Regions from separate parts of the Homo sapiens genome. Here region 2 is linked to region 1. Evidence: read pairs that join two places in POLR2A ChIA-PET (ENCODE). Cell type or tissue: GM12878. All regions are shown on one strand. Each heading gives the region's core, and the rest is flanking DNA. Links, peaks and the distances in the headings are about the cores only.

Region 1 (5,620 bases), core at 349-5,348:
AGAATACCCAGAACTAAAACCAGAAAATTAGTATTCGTTTCACTCACACTCAAATATCCTTTTACTCAGTGTCTAGTTCCATTACATTTTTCAAAAATTCTGCCACAGAAGCAGCCAATAACTCTATCAATGTTCATTATCAGGCTTCTGATCAGAGGAGTATCAAGAAGTCATTTTCTAATTCCATTTAAAAAAATAAAGCAAATAATTTTCCTTGAAATTTAATTTGCTCTTGAGAGTCTGATTTTTAAAACCTTATAATCATATGACTCAATGTTCAAAATATGAAATCATCTAAATGTTATGCTTTTCTCTAAAAACACAAAAAGGATAGATGCAAATATGAAAAACAACTCATTTTCATCAAAAGAAGAAAGGGATTACTAAAAACAGCATGAATGTTTGCTTTTTTTTTGACACTACAAGTCTCACTTTCTTTGAACTCCTTTTGTACTTACAATTAATGCAGTTTATAAGTTACTTTTGATTTTTACACATAACAGATTTATTAATAATTTTATGAAGATGTAATTCACGTACTACACAATTCACCCATTTAAAATATCTAAATATCTGTTAAGTCCATTTGTTTTATGGTATAGTTTAAGTCCATCGTTTCTTTGTTGACTTTCTGTCTTGATGACCTGTCTGGTGCTGTCAATGGAGTATTGGAGCCCCCCACTATTATTGTGTTGCTATCTCATTTCTTAGGTCTAGTAGTAATTGTTTTATAAATTTGGGAGCTCCAGTGTTTGGTGCATATATATTTAGGATTGTGATATTTTCCTGTTGGACTAGTCCTTTTATCATTATATAATGTCCTTCTTTGTCTTTTTTGACTGCTGTTGCTTAAAAGTTTGTTTTGTCTGATGTAAGAATGGCTACTCCTGCTTGCTTTTGGTGTCCATTTGCATGGAATGTCTTTTTCCATCCCTTTACCTTAAGTTTATGTGAGTCCTTATGTGTTAGATAAGCCTCTTGAAGATGGCAGATACTTGGTTGGTGAATTCTTACCCATTCTGCCATTCTGTATCTTTCAAGTGGAGCATTTAGGCCATTTATTAATACGTTCAACGTTAGTAATGAGATGTGAGGTACTATTCTATTCATTGTGTTATCTGTTGCCTGAATAACTTGTTGCTGCTGTTGTTGTTTTATTGTGTTTTTGTTTTATAGGTCCTGTAAGATTTATGCTTTAAGGAGGTTCTATTTTGGTGTATTTCAAGGATTTGTTTCAAGATTTAGAGCTCCTTTTAGCAGTTCTTGTAGTGCTGGCTTGGTAGTGATGAATTCTCTCAGCATTTGTTTATTCATTTATAAAGATTAGTTTTTCTGGATACAAAATTCTTGGCTGATAATTGTTTTGTTTAAGGAGGCTAAAAATAGGACCCCAATCCCTTCTAATTTGTAGGGTTTCTGCAAAGAAATTAGCCATTAAGCTGACAGGTTTTCCTTTATAGGCTACCTACTGGTTTTGCCTGACAGCTCTTAAGATTATTTTCTTTGTCTTGATTTTAGATAACCTGATGACTATGTGCCTAGGTGATGATCTTTTTGCAATGAATTTCCCAGGTGTTCTTTGAGCTTCTTGTATTTGGATGTCTAGATCTCTAGCAAGGCCAGGGAAGTTTTCCTCAAATATTCCCTAAAATAAGTTTTCCAAACTTTTAGATATCTCTCCTTTTTTGGGAACACCAATTATTCTCAGGTTTGTTCATTTAACATAATCTCAAACTTCTTGGATGCTTTGTTCATTTTTTAAATTATTTTTTCTTTGTCTTTGTTGGAGTGGGTTGATTCAAGAGCCTTGTCTTCCAGCTCTGAACTGTTTTCTTCTACTTGTTCAATTTTATTGCTGAGAATTTCCAGTGTATTTTGCATTTTTCTAAGTGTGTTCTTCATTTCCAGAAGTTGAGATTTTTTTTATTTATGCCATCTACTTCTCTGGAAATTTTTCCATCCATGTCCTGTAACATTTTTAAGATTTCTTTAAGTTGATATTCACCTTTCTCTGGTGCCTCCTTAAGTAGCTTAATAATCGACCTTCTGGGCCAGGCATGGTTGCTCATGCCTGTAATCCCAGCACTTTGGGAGGCCAAGGCGGGCAGATCATCTGAGGTCAGGAGTTTGAGACCAGCCTGGCCAACATGGCAAAACCCTATCTCTAATAAAAATACAATAATTAGCCGGGTGTTGTTGCGTGTGCCTGTAGTCCCAGCTACTCAGGAGGCTGAGGCAGGATAATCACTTGAAGCCGGGAGGCAAAGGTTGAAGTGAACCAAGATTGCACCACTGCACTCCATCCTGGGGGACACAGTGAGACACTGTCTCAATAAAATAAAATAAAATAATAAAATAAATCGACCTTCTGAATTCTTTTCCTGGCAATTCAGAGATTTCTTCTTGGTTTGGATCCATTGCTGGTGAGCTGGTATGATCTTCTGGGGGTGATTTAAAAAAAAAAAAAAAAAAAAAAAAAAAAAAAACCTTGTTTTGTCATGTTACCAGAATTGTTTTTCTGGTTCTTTCTTATTTGGGTAGACTATGTCAGAGGGTAGATCTGGGGCTCAAGGGCTGCTTTAAGATTCTTTTGTCCCACAGGGTGTTCCCTTGATGTGGTGCTGTTCCCCCTTCCCCTAGGGATGGGGCTTCCTGAGAGCTTAACGGCAGTGATTGTTATTTCTCTTCTGGGTCTGGCCACCTAGTGGAGCTTCCGAGTTCTGGGCTGGTACTAGGGAGTGTTGGCAAAGGGTGCTGTGATGTGATCTGTCTTCAGGTCTTTCAACAGCAATAGTATAGGGAGGATACAAGTTTGCCCTAGGGTTGTCTGGATAAGTTTTGTGTTGGTTGGCCTCCAGCCAGGAGGTGGCGCTTACAAGAGAGCATCAGCTGTAGGTAGTATAGGGAAGGAGGATACAGGCTTTCCCTAGTGACACCTGGATAAGAATTTGGGTTTCTCAGGTGGTGGGTGGGGCCGTAGAGCTCCGGACAGATTATGTTCTTTATCTCTGGCTACCAGGGTGGGTTGAGAAAGACCATCAGGTTGGGGCAGGGTTAGGGGTGTCTGAGCTCAGACTCTCCTTGGGCAGGGCTTGCTGCAGCTGCTGTAGGGGATGAGGGTGTGGTTCTCAGTCCAATGGAGTTATGTTCCCAGGGCAATTATGGCTGTCTGTGCTGTGTCATGCAGTTCACCAGGGAAGTGGGGGAAAGCTAGTGGTTACAGGCCTTACCAAGTTCCCACACAGCCAGAAAGGCCAGTCTCACTCCCACCCTGCCCCCACAACAGCACCAAGTTTATAGCCAGGCGGCCAGTGAGCAGGGCTGAGAACTTGTCCCAGGCTGCAAGCCCCTCCACTGAGAACGAAAGCAGGGCTTTCAGGTTTCATGCCTCCCCGCCTGCCACAGCTTCTGTGCTGAGTCCGCACTCTCAGTTCCTCCCTTTCTCCGGGTTCCGTCCCAAAAACTTCACATTGGGTTGAAATTGTTACAAAGCTCAGCTGAAAGTTTCCTTCTCCCTGTGGTCTTTCCCCAATTTCACAGGCAGCCCTCCCTAAGGACCCCTGTGAGCAAAGTCAGAAATGGCTTTCCTGGGGACCGAGAGTGCCCACAGTGCTCTTCCTGTTGCTTAGAAGTAGAGACCCCTGTATTTCACTGGCTCTCTAAATTTGTCTCAGCTCCAGGTAAGGTCAAATACTTCTCCCATGATTTGGGCCTTCAGGTTCCCCAGTGAGGATGTGTGTTTGGGGGCAGAGCAGATGATCCCCCTTTCACACTTTCACACTTTGGGCACTCACAGTTTTTCAGCTGTCTCACGGAACCTGCAGCGCCAATCCACTTCCTTTACAGAGTCTGTGGATTCTCTCGGCACTCCTGATACATTCCTGTGGTAGTTCTTAGAGCAAAAGTTCGCAGTGTGAGTCTCCACATGCTGCTCTGTCCATCCAAGTGGGAACTGCAAGTTAGTCCTGCCTCCTATCTGCCATTTTTTTGGTACCATCATTTTTAAATATATTATAATTGAAAGGAACTGGTAAAGAAAACATAGGATTTCTCTGCATTATTTCTTACAACTACATGTTAATCACAATTATGTTAAAATAAAATACAATTTAAAAAACTCCTAGCAAAGTAGGGATAGGTTAGAACTTCCAAATTTGATTTAAAAAAATAGTTCTAAATACATACAACAAACATTATACTTCATGTGAAAATATTAAAAGTTTTTCTTCAATATCATGAACAAGACAAGTACCTGTTCTCACCACTTTTATCCAGCACTCTATTAGAAGTTCTAGCTAGTGCAATAAAGCAAGATAATGACATAAAAATTATAAGATCAGGAAAAGAAGAATTAAAACTGTCAGTATTCACAGATAACATGGCTATACATGTAAAACTTCCAAAAAAAGGAGAGATAATTTTTTAATTAATAGATGCATTTGCTAAGATATTGGATGCAGAGTCAATACATAAAAATAAATTCTATATGCTAGAAAAAAATTTGAATATGTCATTTTCAATCTAATCAAATAACATTAAATCCTTCAAAGGTTCATGTCACCTCACCAGGTAAAGAACCACAGCCAACTGAGGGACTTGCTGAGGCAAAGGGAATATTGGAGGTAGAGTGGAAGAAGGTAGGTAGTTACAAATACCAGCTATGACCACATGACCAGTTACCAAAATCAGAACTATAATTGTCATATTTGCTCATTTTTGTTATAAATACATTTGTATGTGTGTGTACAAAGCAAATATTTTTCCTTTCTTATCACCTTAACATGTAACATAAGATATATTGACTTTATATCATAGAATTTAAGTATTATTAATGTTGCATCACAGTGTGTAAGTTACAGGACATCAAGAAGAGTAAATATCAGCCAAAGACTTTGCATCTTCTTCTGGGGAAAGGATTGGTGCATTTTCAGTTGTACCCACATAATTCCATACCTCATGTTAGGTAGAGGTATAACCTTATTATTGTCCTTATTTGAAGATTTAAATATGGTTTAGGAGATGGGTATGAGTGCCAAGGTGACAAGGAGTGAGCTTGTGATGGTTAATTTTCTGTATCAACCCTTCTAGGCCACAGTGTCTGGATAGTTGGTCAAATGTTATTCTGGATATTTCCAAAAGGGTGTTTGTGGATGAGATCAACATTTAAATTGGTGGATTTTGAATAAAGCAGATTGTCTTCCATAATGTGGGTTGGGTTCGTACAATTAGTGGAAGGCCTTAATAGAAGAAACAACTGACTTCCCCCAAACAAAAGGGAATTCTGTCAGCAGGTGGTCTTCACATTTCAACTGCAACATGGACTCTTCCTGGCTGTTTGTGGAGCAGGTAGAAGAGGGACAATGGGGGAACTGTACTTTCTGCTCAGTATTTCTGTGGACCTAAACACTTCTGTAAAAAATAAAGTCTTTTTAAAAAGGAAAATAATACTTTTCTAACATTATGAAGAAACACACTAAAGGCTTAGAAAAAGGGAGGCTGGTTAAAAGGTTAATTCAATGAAGTAATAAGGGTTTTAGCTGAGATACGCTACAAGAAGTTGGTGAATATACCTCCTAACCTTTTTTTTTTTTTTTTTTGAGATGGAGTCTTGCACTGTTGC
Region 2 (5,620 bases), core at 448-5,447, 380 kb before region 1:
TACTTTCCCTAACTTATTCAGCACTTACAAATTTAAAAGTATTCCAGTAAAAACTTTTGAGAATTTTTCATTATTTTGTGATTTGGGATTGCATGGAAGAAAATGTTTTCCATATAAAAATTTACTTAAAATTGGAATTGCTGCCATTTGTTCTTTATATTTTCTGTATCAGGATTCAGTCTTTGGCTGATTTCTTTCTGCAAAAAAAACAAAAACAAAAACAAAAAGCTGGTGGAGAATAAAGTGCTCTCAAAACCAGCAAAGTTTCTTGAGAAATTTAGTTTTAATTACTTTAACAAAAAGGAAGATCAAAATTTAAATATGAACTAAACTTTCAGTTTCAATATTTTCATGAACAGTGGGAAATTTGTGAGTAAAATTTCAAGTCCAAGACTATCATACACAAATTCCACAGGAAAAATAAACTTTTAATTTTTTACAAAAGACTCAGAGCTCAAGCTGGTATTGATGAACACTAGGGTCAATGCACACATCCAAACGAAACTTCTGAGTCTTTGCCTCTATTTTGCCTTAATGAATCTCTGATACTTCCTCTCTTTTTATTTTGTGGCTTGTCTTTTTTGCGCTTACCCATCTATGACTTCATGATTCTCTACCTATCTTTCCTTCCTCCTTCCTGTTTTATTTGACCCACACAAATCTCCGTTTCTGCTTTTCCTGTCCCTTTTCTCCTTTCAACATCTTCCTCTTCTCTCATCTCAATCTATCTTTTCTCTTGAGAACTTTTCAATACTCTACAGGAGAAAAAATATTACATTAGTCTATGAGCAGCAGACTAATGCTAAGTGTTCACATACCTTTGAGTACTCTATCTCATTCCCACACTATTGTGCTACTTGTTTCCCATTCACTTCTTATTTGATGATGTTTATTCTATTACTTAAGGAAAATTGCTCTCACTAAAGCCATTAAAAATTGCTTAATTTCTACACGCACTGATTTCCTTTAAGCCAGCATAGTACTTGTACAAAACCAGACACATAGACCAATGGAAAAGAGTAGAAAACTCAGAAAGATAGTCACACACTTACAACCATCTGACCTTCAAGTTCAAGGTAAACATGCAGTGGTTAAAAGATTCTGTAGTCAATAAATGGTGATAGGATAACTGGCTAGCCTGAAGCAGAAGAACAAAACTGAACCCTTACCTTTCAACATATACAAAAACTTACTCAAGGTGGATTAAGTTTTTAAACGTAAGACCTCATACTATAAATATCCTAGAAGAAACCCTAGGAAATACCCCTCTTAATGTTGGCCTTGGTAAAGCACTTTTGGTTAAGTCCACAAAATCAATTGCAACGAAAACAAAAATTGACAAGTGGGACCTAATTAAAGAACTTTTGCACAGCAAAAGAAACTATCAATAGAGAATAAAAACAACCTACATAAAGGGAGAAAATATTTGCAAACTGTGTATCCAACAAAGGTCTAATATCTACAATCTATAAGGAACTTAAATCAATGAGAATAAATAAATAAATACCCCCATTAAGAAATGAGCAAATATGACAGACACTTCTTAAAAGAAGACATACAAGTGGTCAAAAAACATATGAAAAAATGGTCATTATCGCTACTCATCAGAGAAAATGCAAATCAAAACCACAATGAGATACCATCTCACACCAGTCAAAAAAAAAAAAAAAAAAAAAAAAAAGACAGATGTTGGAGAGGCTGCAGAAAAAGGGAACACATATATACTGTTGGTGGGAACATAAATTACTTTAGCCACTGTGGAAAGCAGTCTGTAAATTTTTCAAAGAACTTGAAACAGAGCTACCATTTGACCCAGCGATACTATTACTAGCAATCCTATTACTATATCCAAAGAAAATTAGGTCATTATACCATCATTTTTTTTTCTTGCTATACTTCTCTTTTCTCAGTATACTCTCTAATAGATAAATAATTCATAACTATGCCCTCATCTACTCTAATGACACCCAAATTATTTTTTTATTTCTATTGCTCTAGTAATATTATATTACTAATACTAACCAGCTCATCTCGATGTTCAAGGCATGTTCACGCTACACACATGTCAATGCATCTGAATTCTTAGTCTCTATTTTGGATAACTACTCACAAAGTGACTCCTTTTTCCTTCAGTGAATACTACTTTCCCATCAAATATGGGGCTAAATATTTGCATCCTAGTGATGCTACATTCTGAATGCCTTACAATATCCTAGTGATGCTACATTCCGAATGCCTTAAATCTTTCTTCATCCTCCTCATTATTTCCAGCATTATGTTACACAAGTAGACGGGAATATAATTTAATTTTGTGTAATGTCAGTAACTATGTATGCATATTATACTGCTTAGTGCACCCTTCTGAAGAGTTTTCAGTGACTTCTGTGTTGTTTATTGATATGGTTTGGCTCTGTGTTTCTGTGTTCTCCCCCAAATCTGATATCAAATTGTAATCTTCATGTGTCAGGGAAGGGACCTGATGGGAGGTGATTGCATGGGAGCGGATTTCCCCCTTAGTGTTCTTGTGATAGTGAGTGAGGTCTCACGAGACCTAGCGGTTTCAAAGTGTGTGGCACTTCTCTCTTTGCTCACTCTCTCTCTGCTCACTCTCCCTCCTTCTCTGCCATGGTAAGACGTGCTTGCTTCCCGTTCACTTTCTGCCATGATTGTAAGTTTCCTGGGGCCTCCTAGCCATGCTTCCTGTGCAGCCTATGGAACTGTGAGTCAATTAAATCTCTTTTCTTCATAAAGTACCCAGTCTCAGGTAGCTTTTTATAGCAGTGTAAGAATGAACTAATACAGAAAATTAGTACCAAAAGAGTGGGGCACTGCTATAGAGATACCTGAAAATGAGGAAGCAACTTTGGAGCTGGGTAACAGGCAGAGGTTGGAACACTTTGGAGGACTCAGAAGAAGACAGTAAGATGAAGGAAAGTTTGGTACTTCCTAGAGACTTGTTGAATGGTTTTGACCAAAATGCTGATAGTGATTTGGACAATGAAATCCAGGCTGAGATAGTCAGATGGAGATGAGAAACTTATTAGGAACTGGAGTAAAGGTCTCTCGTGCTATGCTTTAGCAAAGTGAGTGGTGGCATTTTTCCCTTGTCCTAGAGATCTGTGGAACTTTGAACTTGAGAGAGATGATTTAGGGTATCTGGGAGAAGAAATTTCTAAGCAACAAAGCATTAAAGATGTTTTGTTACCTGACTGTTTCTAAAAGTGTATGATTATATGTGTGAACAAAGAGATTTTCTGAAACTGGAACTTATCTTTAAAAGGGAAGCAGAGCATAAAAGTTTGGAAAATGTGTAGCCTGGCCATGTGGCAGAAAAGAAAAACCCATTTTCTGGGGAGAAATTTAAACCTGCTGCAGAAATTTGCATGAGTAACAAGGATCCAAATATTAATAGCCAAGACAGTACAGAAAATGTCAGCAGGGCATTTCTGTGATCTTCATGGCAGCTCCTCCCATCACAGGCCAAGAAGCCTAGGAGGGAAAAATGGTTTCATGGGCTGGGCCCAGGGCCCCGCTGTTCTTTGCAGCCTTGGGACATGGCACCCTGCATCCTATCTACTCCAGCTCCAGTTGTAGCTAAAATGGGTCAAGGTATAGCTTGAGTCGTTGCTTCAGAGGGTACAAGCCCCAAGCCTTGATGGCTTCCCTGTGGCCTGTGGGTGTGCAGAAGGAAAGAATTTGGGAACCTCTGCCTAGATTTCAGAGGATGCATGGAAACACCTGGATGTTCAGGAAGAAGTCTGCTGTAGGGGCAGAGCCCTCATGGAGAACCTCTACTAGGGCTGTGCGAAGGGGAAATGTGAGGTTGGAGCCCTCACACAGAGTCCCCACTGGGGCACTGCCTAGTGGAACTGTGAGAAGAGGGCCACTGTCCTCCAGATGCCAGAATGGTAGATCCACTGACAGCTTGCACTGTGTGCCTGGAAAAACCACAGGCACTAAATGCCAGGCCATTTTGATTTGCATTTCTGTGATGATTGGGGATGTTGACCACCTTTTCATATGCCTGCTTACCATTTGTATGTCTTCTTTTGAGAAATGTCTATTCAAATCTTTTACCCTTAATTTGATCAGATTATTAGATTATTTCCTATAAAGTGGTTTGAGTTCCTTATATATTCTGGTTATTAATCCATTCTCAGGTGAGTAGTTTACAACTATTTTCTCCCATTCTGTGGGTTGTCTCTTCATTTTGTTGATTGTATCCTTTTTTGTGCAGAAGCTTTTTAACTTGATGTAATCCCATTTGTCCATGTCTTCTTTGATTGTCTATTCTTGTAGGGTATTGCTCAAGAAATCTTTGCCCAGAAGTCCTGGAGACTTCCCTCAGTGTTTTCCTATAGAAGTTTCATAGTTTGAGGTATTAGATTGAAGCTTTTTATTCATTTTGATTTTATTTTTGGATATGGTGAGAGATAGGGGTCTAGTTTTATTCTTTTGCATATGGATATCTAGTTTTCTCAGCACCATTTATTGATTAGACTGTCTTTCCCCAATGTATGTTCTTGGAAGCTTTGTTAAAAATGACTTCACTGTAGATGCGTGGATTTGCTTCTGGTTCTTTATTCTGTTCCATTGGTCTGTGTGTCTCTTTTTATGTCAGAAAAATTCTTGGGCACCTCCCACTGCAGTCCTTGTCTTTATTTTTCATTGGCTCATCCATTCACCTCTGTCTAACAAGATTTCTCATCAGATTTTAGCATAAAATGGGAGAACTAGGTGTATGTCTAAAATTTGAGCTGCAGTTTTCATGGGAAAGACAACTGTATTTGGGTTTGTCTCCTAAAGGGAATCAGAAAATGTGGCCTTATTAAAACTATGTTTTAATTACCTTAGACAAGCTTATACTAATCAAAGCACTAAGAGTAAATTTCACATTTAACTAAAGTTTACACAAACATGACAGAAGTGTCATCTGTGGTGGTAAATGGTATATAAAATATTATTTCATTTGTTAAAACTAGAAGTGTTTACATGAAATAGTGTTTATGATTCCAGAAGTTAAATGCCATTGGGGACAATCTGGACTTCTCATATATGTCCAAATCCGCAATACATACAAGAACAGCTTCAGTTTGTTCCCCAGAGAATCCCTTGGTACTCTTATGAGAATTTCAGTTTTCCATTCAATCGTCTTCTGGCAAATGTACAGAGTTGTACAATTGAATGACTCTTCTGTTTAATCCAAATTTATATAAACAGCAGTTTCCTGAGTTTGGGGAAAGAAGCCTCCAAAAAGAATGAATAGGCAACGAATTGCTACCTGTGTTATCGGCATTCCCATGCAATTGTATTTTTTCTGTTTTAGAAAGCCTAATGGTTTTAGAGGCTCTCTTAAATTTCTTTCAAAATATGGGTAAGAAAAAATATCTATAATTTTCATTACACTTTGTAGAAATGTTGAAAATGCTATTTAACTTACCATAATTTTAGATTGGGTATACAAACTGTCAAAATAGCCAGGTTGAAATTAGATAACTATTACTGGCTTATCTCTATATTTTAGTTTCATGACTATGATATGGATAGAATAAATAGTTATAAGACAACATTCTTCCTTTAATGATATTTTATTTTGTTGTTAAGCTTATTATGACTTTAT

The links. Peaks named below come from ENCODE experiments on the same cell type or tissue, not always from the same donor. Only the 100,000 strongest peaks of a DNase experiment are listed, where the experiment ranks them.
Region 2: POLR2A ChIA-PET joins it to region 1 with 6 read pairs; 1 of 35 experiments calls an interaction of 5 or more read pairs at or near these places.

The regions. Positions count from the first base shown.
Region 1 is chr3:98,609,959-98,615,578 of GRCh38, forward strand. No RefSeq gene overlaps it. Among named protein-coding and RNA genes, the nearest start is that of CPOX, 19 kb to the left of the region's middle. RefSeq lists enhancers at 3,092-3,161, 3,472-3,621. In GM12878, for the core only: a CTCF peak has its summit at 2,856 (motif pointing right); DNase peaks (open chromatin) are centred at 3,253 and 3,823; H3K27ac peaks cover 1,643 bases.
Region 2 is chr3:98,231,049-98,236,668 of GRCh38, forward strand. LOC101929320 (a long non-coding RNA gene) reads right to left here. Exons shown (of 3, transcript XR_924257.1): 3 at 4,477-4,800. Among named protein-coding and RNA genes, the nearest start is that of OR5H6, 30 kb to the right of the region's middle. RefSeq lists enhancers at 2,641-2,700, 2,761-2,880. In GM12878, for the core only: no CTCF peak of the experiment used is centred there; DNase peaks (open chromatin) are centred at 1,590 and 2,563.